2 separate regions of the Mus musculus genome follow, and region 2 is linked to region 1. The links are chromatin contacts, found by POLR2A ChIA-PET in ENCODE. All regions are on one chromosome and are shown on one strand. The core of a region is the stretch at or near the end of the contact, and the rest is flanking DNA. Distances in the headings are between cores, read along the strand shown. Region 1 holds the start of Mvb12a (multivesicular body subunit 12A). Region 2 holds the start of Colgalt1 (collagen beta(1-O)galactosyltransferase 1).

What was found. ChIA-PET counts read pairs that join two places held with the same protein, here RNA polymerase II (POLR2A).
Region 2: POLR2A ChIA-PET joins it to region 1 with 14 read pairs in embryonic stem cell. The contact joins the promoter of Colgalt1 here to the promoter of Mvb12a in region 1. POLR2A ChIA-PET finds 5 or more read pairs at or near these places in 4 of 5 experiments (Patski and embryonic stem cell).

Annotation. Positions count from the first base shown.
Region 1 is chr8:71,540,011-71,545,151 of GRCm38, forward strand. It overlaps Mvb12a (multivesicular body subunit 12A), which reads left to right and starts at 2,920. Exons shown (of 9, transcript NM_028617.2): 1 at 2,920-3,047; 2 at 3,123-3,221; 3 at 3,377-3,473. The coding sequence starts at 2,964.
Region 2 is chr8:71,608,365-71,613,505 of GRCm38, forward strand. Colgalt1 (collagen beta(1-O)galactosyltransferase 1) reads left to right here and starts at 2,660. Exons shown (of 12, transcript NM_146211.3): 1 at 2,660-3,080; 2 at 3,720-3,830; 3 at 4,546-4,663. The coding sequence starts at 2,836.

The DNA.
Region 1 (5,141 bases), core at 1,670-4,169:
CTGTTCAGCCTGCTCAAGGCTGGGAAGGGCACAGGGAGTGCTACCATGAAAGGGGAAAGGGGGAATTGCAATATTCTGGTGGTGCCAGGCTGGGCCCTCTTTGTTTGCCCTCTCCAAAGGCCAGAGGCATCTCTGAAGGAGCAGGGAAGGGGTGCTGACTTCTTTAGTGCAGAGGCAGGCTTCCTGTGTCTCTTCATTAACACTGAAGATTAAGGGACATTTGTTTTTCTTCAATAGATCTGGATTTGTTTGTTTTTGATACAGGTCTAATTATATAGCTTTGGCAGGTATGTAGACCAGGCTAGCCTTCAACTCAAAGAGATCCACCTTCTTCTGCCTCTAAAGTGCTGGGATTAAAGGTGTGCATCACCACACCCTGTTTGCTTATGTATTTTTAAAATATTTATTCTTGGACTGGAGAGATGGCTCAGCGGTTAAGAGCACTGACTGCTCTTCCAGAGGTCCTGAGTTCAATTCCCAGCAACCACTTGTTGGCTTACAACCATCTGTAATGGGGTGTGATACCTTCTTCTGACATGCAGGTATACATGCAGATAGAATAACTAAATATTTTTTTTATAAAATTTATTCTTATTTTTTATACTTATTCATTTTTGGGTTTTCCAGGCAGGGTTTCCTGACTGTCCTGGAACTCACTTTGTAAACCAGGCTAACCTTGAACTCATACATCCTCCTGCTCTGTCTCCTAAATGCTGGGATTAAAAGGTATTTAATCTCTGGTCCACCCTGAGGAGGTGTTGTGCACACAGTTTCCATGATGAGCATGATGAGTAAACAGTTTGGAACCAAGGACTGTCTCTTTCATCAAGAACCACAGTGGAGAGAATGGAGAAGCCTTTGTTTACAGAGCTGTGTCTTCTAAGTCTCCCACAGAAGGACTCCTTGTGCTTCCAGACAACTGCTGCTAAGCTAAGGACTTTTGCCAATGAGCTGAGCTCTTCATCACAGGAACATGGACCCGGACACTCTATTCTCTGCTCCTCTGTGACTTCCAATAGTGTCTGGGTGTCCAGCAGTGTGAGAACCTCTGGCCCTGCCTTCCCTCCCCAAAAGCCCGAGGGCCCCCTTCATTGCTGATTCCATGCTGATTCCAGAGGAGACTGGATTCCCAGGAGTCAGGGGACCCAACTTTGGCCTCCTACATCCTACACTGTGATTTCCCACCCCCAGAGCAGTGTATTGTTGCTTCCCTCCAGCCCAGCATCGGATAGCAGCTCAGGGCAAACGCAGTCTAGCATCTCTGTATTCCACCTGCCCAAGAAAAATTTTCACATCCCAACTGTGGGGTTGGGCAAAACTCAGAACCCCAGGATTAGGGTGTATGATGTGAGATTCACAAAGAATCAAAACAAAATTTAAAAATAGTAACAAATACATAAATGAGAATATACCCCAGGGTGTGGGTCGGACCCTGCAGGGGAGTGCTAAAGTAGTACTCGTGGGTGGAAGCTCCACATTCCACCTGCAGGCCCATAGGAAAGAGGGTCCCTCACTCTAAAAGAACCATAAAGCTTACAGAGGCAGGTAGATCTCTGTGAGTTGCAGGCTAGCCTAGTCTACATAGTGAGTTCTAGGCTATCCAGGGCTACCTGAGAGACCCTGCCTCAAAAACCAACCGACCAAAACAAACAAAAATAACCAGAACAACAACGAAACCCCTAGCTTGCTAGTGAACTGGCCTCCAGGGCGATATTATTTGTTATTTAAGTCAACAGCTGCATAGCCACAATGATCTCTTTGGTCAAAATCCTAGAACAGAAAGTGTTTCAAACTTCTTCTTTCTACTCTATTTTTTTCTTTTTTTGGTTCATTTCCTTTTTGCTAGTATTTAAAGTATTTTTTTTGTTTTGTTGGGGTTTGTTTGTTGTCTGTTTGTTTAAAGCAGGGTATCCTGTAGCCCAGGTAGACCTCGAATTCCTGCAATAGAAATGATTAAGGCATCACTTTCTTGTTCTGACTGACTTGTGTCTGCCTAGACACTCTCAGTCTCCCACGCACTAATAGCCACACCTGTCTTGGCAACAGTCTGGGGACTATCCTTGTCCCTGACCATGTCTAGATGTATTAACGACAATGTTTGTGTTAGCTAAAACCTAAACCTAAAATAACTACAGGAAGTGTAAATCATAAATAATTGTCTTGTGTCTGGAAAATACTGCAATCTCTGCAAAAAAGACGGATGTTACAAGGTTACTCAAGACCCTGATAATGATACAATTGTGGTTCTTAAGTGTTTTGCTTTTAAAAATGCTGTACCCCTAAGCTCTGGCTACTCTACATGTGGCTATTATTAAAGGACTCGTGTAGGTTTTTTTGTTTGTTTGTTTGTTTGTTTGGTGTTTTTGGTGTTTTCGAGACAGGGTTTCTCTGTGTAGCCTTGGCTGTCCTGGAACTCACTCTGTAGACCAGGCTGGCCTTGAACTCAGAAATCTGCCTGCCTCTGCCTCCCAAGTGTTGGGATTAAAGGCGTGCGCCACCATGCCCGGCTACTCGTTTAGTTTTAATTGGCTTAATTAGACTGGTTATCAGTCTAACTATCTCGTATGGTTTTTTCACCATCTTGTATGCGCCTCTTTAAGTCCCTGAAATGACAGGCTATATCTACCAGGCCTCCTCTCCAGACCAGTTAAGTTTCCTTGCAGAAGGCAGGAGTCACAGGGTGATGCCGCACAGCATTCTGGGGAATGTAGTCCCGTCCGGAAAGTGAACGCCCCCTCCGCACACTGGGTAGTGATTTAGGGGCGGGAGTTCTAATCTTTTTTCCGCAAACGTATCTTAAGCGTCCAGAGGGCGGGTCTCCACGGTTACTTTGGACTGGTCAGCAGTGCTTGCGCATGCGTACTAGCTGCTTTGCGGAGCACTTTCAAAGGTGTTCTGGGAGTTGTAGTCCGAGGTTCCGGTCCCTCCGAGGGCTGTAGCTGCCTTCTGAGCTCCCAGGAAGGATGGATCCCGGGACGGACTCGGCGCCGCTTGCTGGCTTGGTTTGGTCGTCGGCCTCGGCGCCGCCGCCGCCGGGTTTCAGCGCGGTAAGTGGGAGCGCGCAAGGGTTGCGGGGACGGGCCAGGAAGGGGACGAAGTCCGATGACCTGTGCGTCCCGCAGATCACCTGCACCGTGGAGGGCGGGACGGCCAGCTTCGGCCGAGGCTTCGCGCAGAAAGCCGGCTACTTCCTGTGCCTGAGCACGCTGGGCATCCCGGAGGTGAGCACGGGTGGCCTGAGCCTGAGTTTGCCCCGCCCCTCGCCCTGCCATCCTCGACCCTTCTCCAACTCTCTCCCACCCTTACTGCTCATACCGTTGACCTTTCCCCTCCCCTCTGACTGCCCCCTTCCACCTGCCCCCTCTCGTGCTCCCAGAACCCTCAGGACAATGTGGTAGTGGACATGCAGATCGTGATGGACAAGGGCCCACTGCCGTCAGGCTTCTCTGCAGTCAACGACCCTCAGGATATCAGTAAGATCCGTGGGCACGGGAGAGCGGCAGGCACAGGGAACGGCTGCTAGTGTATGTTTGGAATAGGACTTAGCTGAGCAGGAAGGCACAACCTGTAAATGCAGAGCTCCGGAAGCTGAGGCAGGAGGATGGTGGCGAGTTCAAGGCCAGCCTAGGCTACAGAGTGAGGCCTTTATCTCAACCCACTACTCCAGAATTAAATAGTTGACACATACCTGTCTTAGCATTCAGGCTGAGGCAGCTTTGTATCCAGCCTGGGCTACAGAATGAGACCTTGCCTCAGCTCTTCCTAAGAATTTGAGCATAGTGGGGCATACCTGTCACTACATGAAACCCCGCCCCTAAACAAACAACAACCACCCCAGATGTCTTTGGCATACCCACCCTCTTCCTCACTGCCACTGGTCCCTGCTGCTTGTCCTCTGCTTCTGTGGCGGAGTGAGTCCTCCTGGCCATTCTCTTTTCCTTTCCAGGCTCTTGCACTGCGAGTCCACCTGGAACTGGCTTCCCCTGTTCTCTGCATAGCTCAGCCTCCCCTCTCCCTTCTCCCCTGCCTGACCCAGCTGCCCGCCTCCCCGATGGTGCTTGGTTCTCTCGGTGTCTTTAGTGACCGCTGGCAGGCTGCCGTGCAGAGGGTCAGGTCAGTGTGCAGACAGAGGAGGCGTCCACAAATTCTCCTATCCTCCTTTTGCAGCTGTCTCTTGACTTAGTGTTTAATTGGTTTGGGGGGACAGGGTCTCAATGTGTAGCCTCAGCTGGCCAGAGCTTCAGTCCCATGGATTCGTGGGACTGAGCCGTTGTGACCAGCCCCTTGTAATCTGCAAAGTGTGGAGACTGCTGTTCTTCATCCCAGTACTTGAGAGGCTGAGGCAAGAGGATTGCTTCCAATTCAGAGCCATTTTCGGCTATGTGATGAATTCCATCCCAGCACTTGGGAGGCAGAGGCAGGCAGATTTCTGAGGTCTCGGCCAGCCTGGTCTACAGAGTGAGTTCCAGGACAGCCAAAAAAAAAAAAAAAAAAAAAAAAAAAAAAAAAAAGCCAGGGCTGGAGCATTAGCAGAGTTAGCAGAGTTCTTACCCAGTGTGCATAAAGCCTGGCTCCATCCCCAGCACCACACCAACAGAGTCAAGAGGTTGAGGCAATATTGGGCATTCAGGGTCCTCCTCGGCTACATCTTGAGGCCAGCCTGGGCTACATGAGATTGTCTGATAAACACAAATATATGCACATGATAGAAAATAGCACCGGGCAGTGGTGGCACATGCCAGCACTTGGGAGGCAGAGGTAGGTGGATTTCAGAGTTCGAGGCCAGCCTGGTCTGCAAAGTGAGTTCCAGGACAGCCAGGGCTACACAGAGAAACCCTGTCTCAAAAAAAAAAAACCAAAAAAACCAAAAAACAAAAAACCCTCTTGACCTCATGGACCACACACAACAGCTGTAGGTTGGACTTTTTAAAAGAGGAGTTCTGTGACCCCTTGGGTTATAGGACCAGGGAAAGTGAGGTTGGGGTGCTAAAATAGGTACTACATGGTTGATTCCACAGTCCCCCCCGCCCCCTGTCAAATGTCAATCTGTTTTACTGATTCCAAAAAAGTTAGTGAATCTCCTATTTATAATTTAGCCAGCTCCCCGGTGTGGTCCCTGTCAGTTTTGTCCCTACAAAGTA
Region 2 (5,141 bases), core at 1,410-3,909, 68 kb after region 1:
GTGGGGAGAGAGGACAACCACCCAAGCAGTCCAGCTGTGTCAGCTTCAGCCCTTATCTGCCCCCTTCACCCCGTACCTCCCGTCCATCCCACCCCATCCCTGCCTTTGCACTAGAACATTTTAATTTAACTTATACATCTTACGTCTATCTCTGTGGATGCAGCCAGTGTCCACTGTGACCCAGGCTACAATGCAGACGCTAATTCCAGAATCAAGGCATGCAAGAATGTGACCCACTGCCTTCTTTGAGAGCACCTGTTGGTTGCCAGCACCGGCTGTCATTTTAGTTTACTTCCGTAGGTTGAGATTTCATGAAGTCTACAGGGTATAGACTTTTTTTTTTTAAAGATTTATTTATTTATTATATGTAAGTACACTGTAGTTGTCTTCAGACACTCCAGAAGAGGGCATCAGATCTTGTTACAGATGGTTGTGAGCCACCATGTGGTTGCTGGGATTTGAACTCTGCACCTTCGGAAGAGCAGTCGGGTGCTCTTACCCACTGAGCCATCTCACCAGCCCCAGGGTATAGACTTTAAGGGTCTTGTAGTTTTTGTATTTTTTTTTTAAATAAAAAATTTCAAACATGCACTCAAACTGACACTCATATATGTGCCCCAACATTGACCTGTTAGCTTGCCCTGCCACCCCTCAGAATGAGTACTTTCTTTTCCAGAAATACACAAACATGTGTTTGACTTGAGGGAGTACCAGACATTTCTTTGTATGATAACAGGTCTGGATACTTTATAACCAAGGCAAGTGGCCAACTCCCAGGGATCCTCCTGTCTCAGCTTCCCAAGGGTTGGGATTTTAGATGAGTAATCCCAAACCTGGAGAAAAGTTTATTGTTGTTTTTTTCATTTTCTTTTGTTTTTCAGTTGAAACGTACACTCCTGTAGCCCCAGCTTCCCTGAACCTTTCTGGGTAGCTGAGGATGATCTTGAAACCTTATCTGGACCTGGGAGTGACAGGTTACCAGCACTAACTAGCTAAGAATTACTATTTATAAATGTTGTTAGCATGATTATGGGCAAATATACCCTGGAAGGGCTGGGACATGGTGGCACATGCTATTAATCCCAGCACTCCAGAGGCACAGACAGGAGAATCTCCTGAGTTCCAGACCTGGTCTACACAGTGAGTTCCAGGACAGCCAGAGCTACACAGAGAGACCCTGTTTCAGAAAAACAGAACAAAACAAAAAAGCCTGGAAGAGTTCCCATGGAAACATGATCAGTGTCTCCAGAAAACCTACTCAACTGGGTTCAAATGGGAATCACTCCTTTTACAGAAGGACATTGTGGGTGGTGGTTGTACACACCCTTTCTCATTCTCCCTTCCCCCACCGTGATGTCACTCAATCCTTGGGGCCAGTCAGCGAGTGCAGCTCCCCAGTAAAACTACCCATCTTTAATATAATCGAATCTGGCATAAATTGGCTCATTTCACCAGTGGTGGAGAAATAACCTATCAGGAGATGTCTTGTGGACCCTAGGGTCCTCTAGAGGCTAGGGACCAGAGTAGGAAAATCTATGTGGATTTTACCAGTCTGCTGGCCTGGTGGTATATGCCTGTCCCAGAACACAGGAGAATGAAGCAGAAGTATAGCTGTGAATTTATAGAGTGAGCTTGCCGAGTAAGAACCTGTTTTAAAAACAAACCAGGAGAAATGGGCTAGTGGGATGGTTCTGTAGGTAAAGGTGCTCAGACCTGAGTGGTGTTCTATTTCCAACACCACACAGTGGTTGACAACTATCCGCAACTCCAGTTCTAGAGGAGTTGATGCCCTCTTTTAACCTCCTTGGAGAACAGGGACACACACACACACACACACACACACACGTTATACAGCCGTACATGTAGGCAAAACACTGAAACACAGAAAATGAAAACAACAGTAAGAGCAGGAAGGGGCGCACACAAGCCATTTTTTTTTTTAAGATTTATTTGTTATTATAACAATAGTACACTGTAGCTGTCTTCAGACACACCAGAAGAGGGAGTCAGATCTTGTTACGGATGGTTGTGAGCCACCATGTGGTTGCTGGGATTTGAACTCTGGACCTTCGGAAGAGCAGTCGGGTGCTCTTACCCGCTGAGCCATCTCACCAGCCCCACACAAGCCATTTTTAAGAAGGCCAGAGGGCAATACAATTTGGGGACTGAGGATTCTGGATCCTCAGACATGGTAGCAAGCGATTTTACCCACTGAGCCATTTCGCTGGCTTTTTTTTTTTTTAATGATTTTTCGAGACAGGCTTTCTCTGTGTAGCCCTGGCTGTCCTGGAACTCACTCTGTGGACCAGGCTGGCCATGACCTCAGAAATCCGCCTGCCTCTGCCTCCCAAGTGTTGGGATTAAAGGCGTGGGCCACCACTGCCCGGCTCGATGGCTTCTTAAATGGAGCAACGAACAAACAAAAATAACCATGTCGCAACCTTGGAAACTGAGATGACATGGTTCTAAATAGAAGAAGCTTCTGTAAAGAGCCACCGCGTGAGATTAGAGGGCTCCAAAACAGAACACTCTCAGGGCGTGGTCAAAGAACTGTCTGTGTCTTTAAAGCTCGAGCTAGGGGCGGGGCTTCCGGAACCTCCCCGCAAGTGACGTCTTGTGACCGGGTTATTGCGGTCGGCGGAAAGCAGTGGAAGCTTTTAAAGGCGTAGCCTTGTCATGCCTCTCTCCAGGACTCACAGTATGACCCGCGGGCCACTTCCCTTTAAGGAGCGTGTCAGGGGTGGGACCTGGATGTGTCCTTCCCGCCGCCGACTCCTTTAAGGCGCGGCCCTCGTCCCCCGGCAGAAAAGCTGCTTAAAGGCGACGCGTGGCGCGATGGCGGCGTTGCCACGCGGGTCACGCGGGCTGCCGCTGCTGCCACTGCTCCTACTGCTGCCGCCGCTGGGCGGCCCGCGCGGCGCGGACGGCTACTTTCCAGAGGAGCGCTGGAGCCCCGAGTCCCCGCTACAGGCGCCGCGCGTGCTCATCGCGCTGCTGGCGCGGAACGCGGCACCCGCGCTGCCCGCCACGCTGGGCGCCCTGGAGCAGCTGCGCCACCCACGGGAGCGCACGGCGCTGTGGTGAGCTGCGGGCCCTTGCGCGGTGCACCGGGACTAGGCGGGACTCAAGTCTCTACCGGAGGGAGGTTGCTATGCACTTGGGCTCGGCTGTGCGCTGCGGAGACTCGGTCCTCTTTCTGAGGACCTGAGTTATGTACCCCAGGGATTACGCACTTGAGGGGGCTCGGCTCTATATCCATAGTGCCCGGGCTCGTCCCCACTGCGGCTTGGGACCCCAAGCTGCTGCCTCCTCCCCTCAGGTACTTAGGAATCTGTTCTGATTTGCTGCCAGCCCTCACAGCGAGCTACCATCCTAGAACCTCTGACTCCTTAGAATGGGCCAGGCTGGTGCTTCCAGACCCTTATAGCGAACTCCGGGACTTCCAGATAAGATTCCTGAGGCTCGGGCCAGCATTCCACGCTAACAAAGTTAATGAACTTATCTTTGTGACAGGGTCTCACACCAATGTGCTTTCCAAACCAGCAGGTTCTGTTCAGTTGTGTACTAGTGAGCTGGGTGTCATCTTTACTCCCCTGTCACCGATGGATGGGCAACAGGCTTGGAGTGTAGCGAGTTTTATCCAGGGTGTTATAGCTGATGGGTCTGAGCCAGGTTGGGAAACCCCCAGTGCCATCATCTTGTCCTGTCTGTGCTCACAGGGTGGCCACAGATCACAACACTGACAACACTTCAGCCATACTTCGAGAGTGGCTGGTGGCAGTGAAGGGTTTATACCACTCTGTGGAGTGGCGACCGGCAGAGGAACCCAGGTGAGCCTCAAATCCCCGACTGGAGTACTGAAGCTTGGGAAGGTAGGATCTAGAATGCTCCAGTTCTATCGTCAGCTTCCCCACCAGGTCCCTATCCTCTCAGCAGACCTTTGTCCCGTTGTCCTTCACTCCATTGTGCAACTTTGGACACAGCTGCCACACCTTTGTGGCTGAATTCCTTTGTGTCTGGTGGCTACCTACTGCTGTGTCTAGGGTCTTGCCAGCATCCACTCTCCTGTTTAACTTCCTGATAAGCCTGTCTTACTGTATAGTTCAGACTGAGGCCAGTTGCCAGCCTGTCTTATTGTGTAGTTCAGACTGAGGCAGTTGCCAGCCTCCTGTCTCAGTCTCCTGAGTGCTAGAATCACCCAGCACTACTGCATCAGGCTCAGAACCTGTAGGACAGTGTGCAATAATGTGTGTGCATGCTCACGCTCCTGTTCTCAGAGGCACTACGGTGGCCCCAGGCTCTCCCCAGCCATGCAGAGCTTTCCTTGGGTTTCAGCTTGCCAGTAGCTTTTGTGCCTCTGGACCCTTGCACATGCTGGGCTGGCATTTAGGCCCCTGTGTCCTGTCCCCCTCCCATGCTCCACACAGAGGTCTTCAGATCCACTTGCCTGCCACCTCTGTGAAGTCCTCTATGATCCCCTGTAACTGTGCTCTCTGGGTCCCCACGGTGCCCTATAATGTGCACACCATAGCTATTCCTTTGCAGCTCTTACCCAGACGAAGAAGGCCCCAAACACTGGTCCGATTCCCGCTACGAGCATGTCATGAAACTGCGCCAAGCAGCCTTGAAGTCAGCTAGGGACATGTGGGCTGACTACATTCTGGTGAGTCTCTGAGTTGGGGAATCTTCATTATCCACAGGGAGGATAGAATGGATGGATCTAGGAGCTACCAGTAGTAACCCATTTTTCAGAAAGGTAAACTGAGGATCAGAAAGGAAAGGGGAAGCTAGGTGGTAAGTACACCTTTAATCCCAGCCTTTGGGAGGCAGAAGCAGGTGGACCTCTGAGTTTGAGGCCAGTCTGTTGTACACAGTGAGTTCCAGGGCAGTCAGAACTACACAGAAACCTTGTCTTGAAAAGCCAGGAAGAAAAAAGGAGGGAGGGTTGTGGTTACAACTTTGTGTAGAGTGCTTGCTGAGCATACTTGAGGCCTTGGGTTCCACCTAGGCTCCCAAATAAGAACAAGTGGGCCTTTGTATCCTCTTAGGGCCAGGCACTAGATTGTATCTTTTTAAAATACCTATTTTAAAACAAAGTTATTTATTTGTGTGTGAGGGGCATGCGACTTCAGAGGACAAGC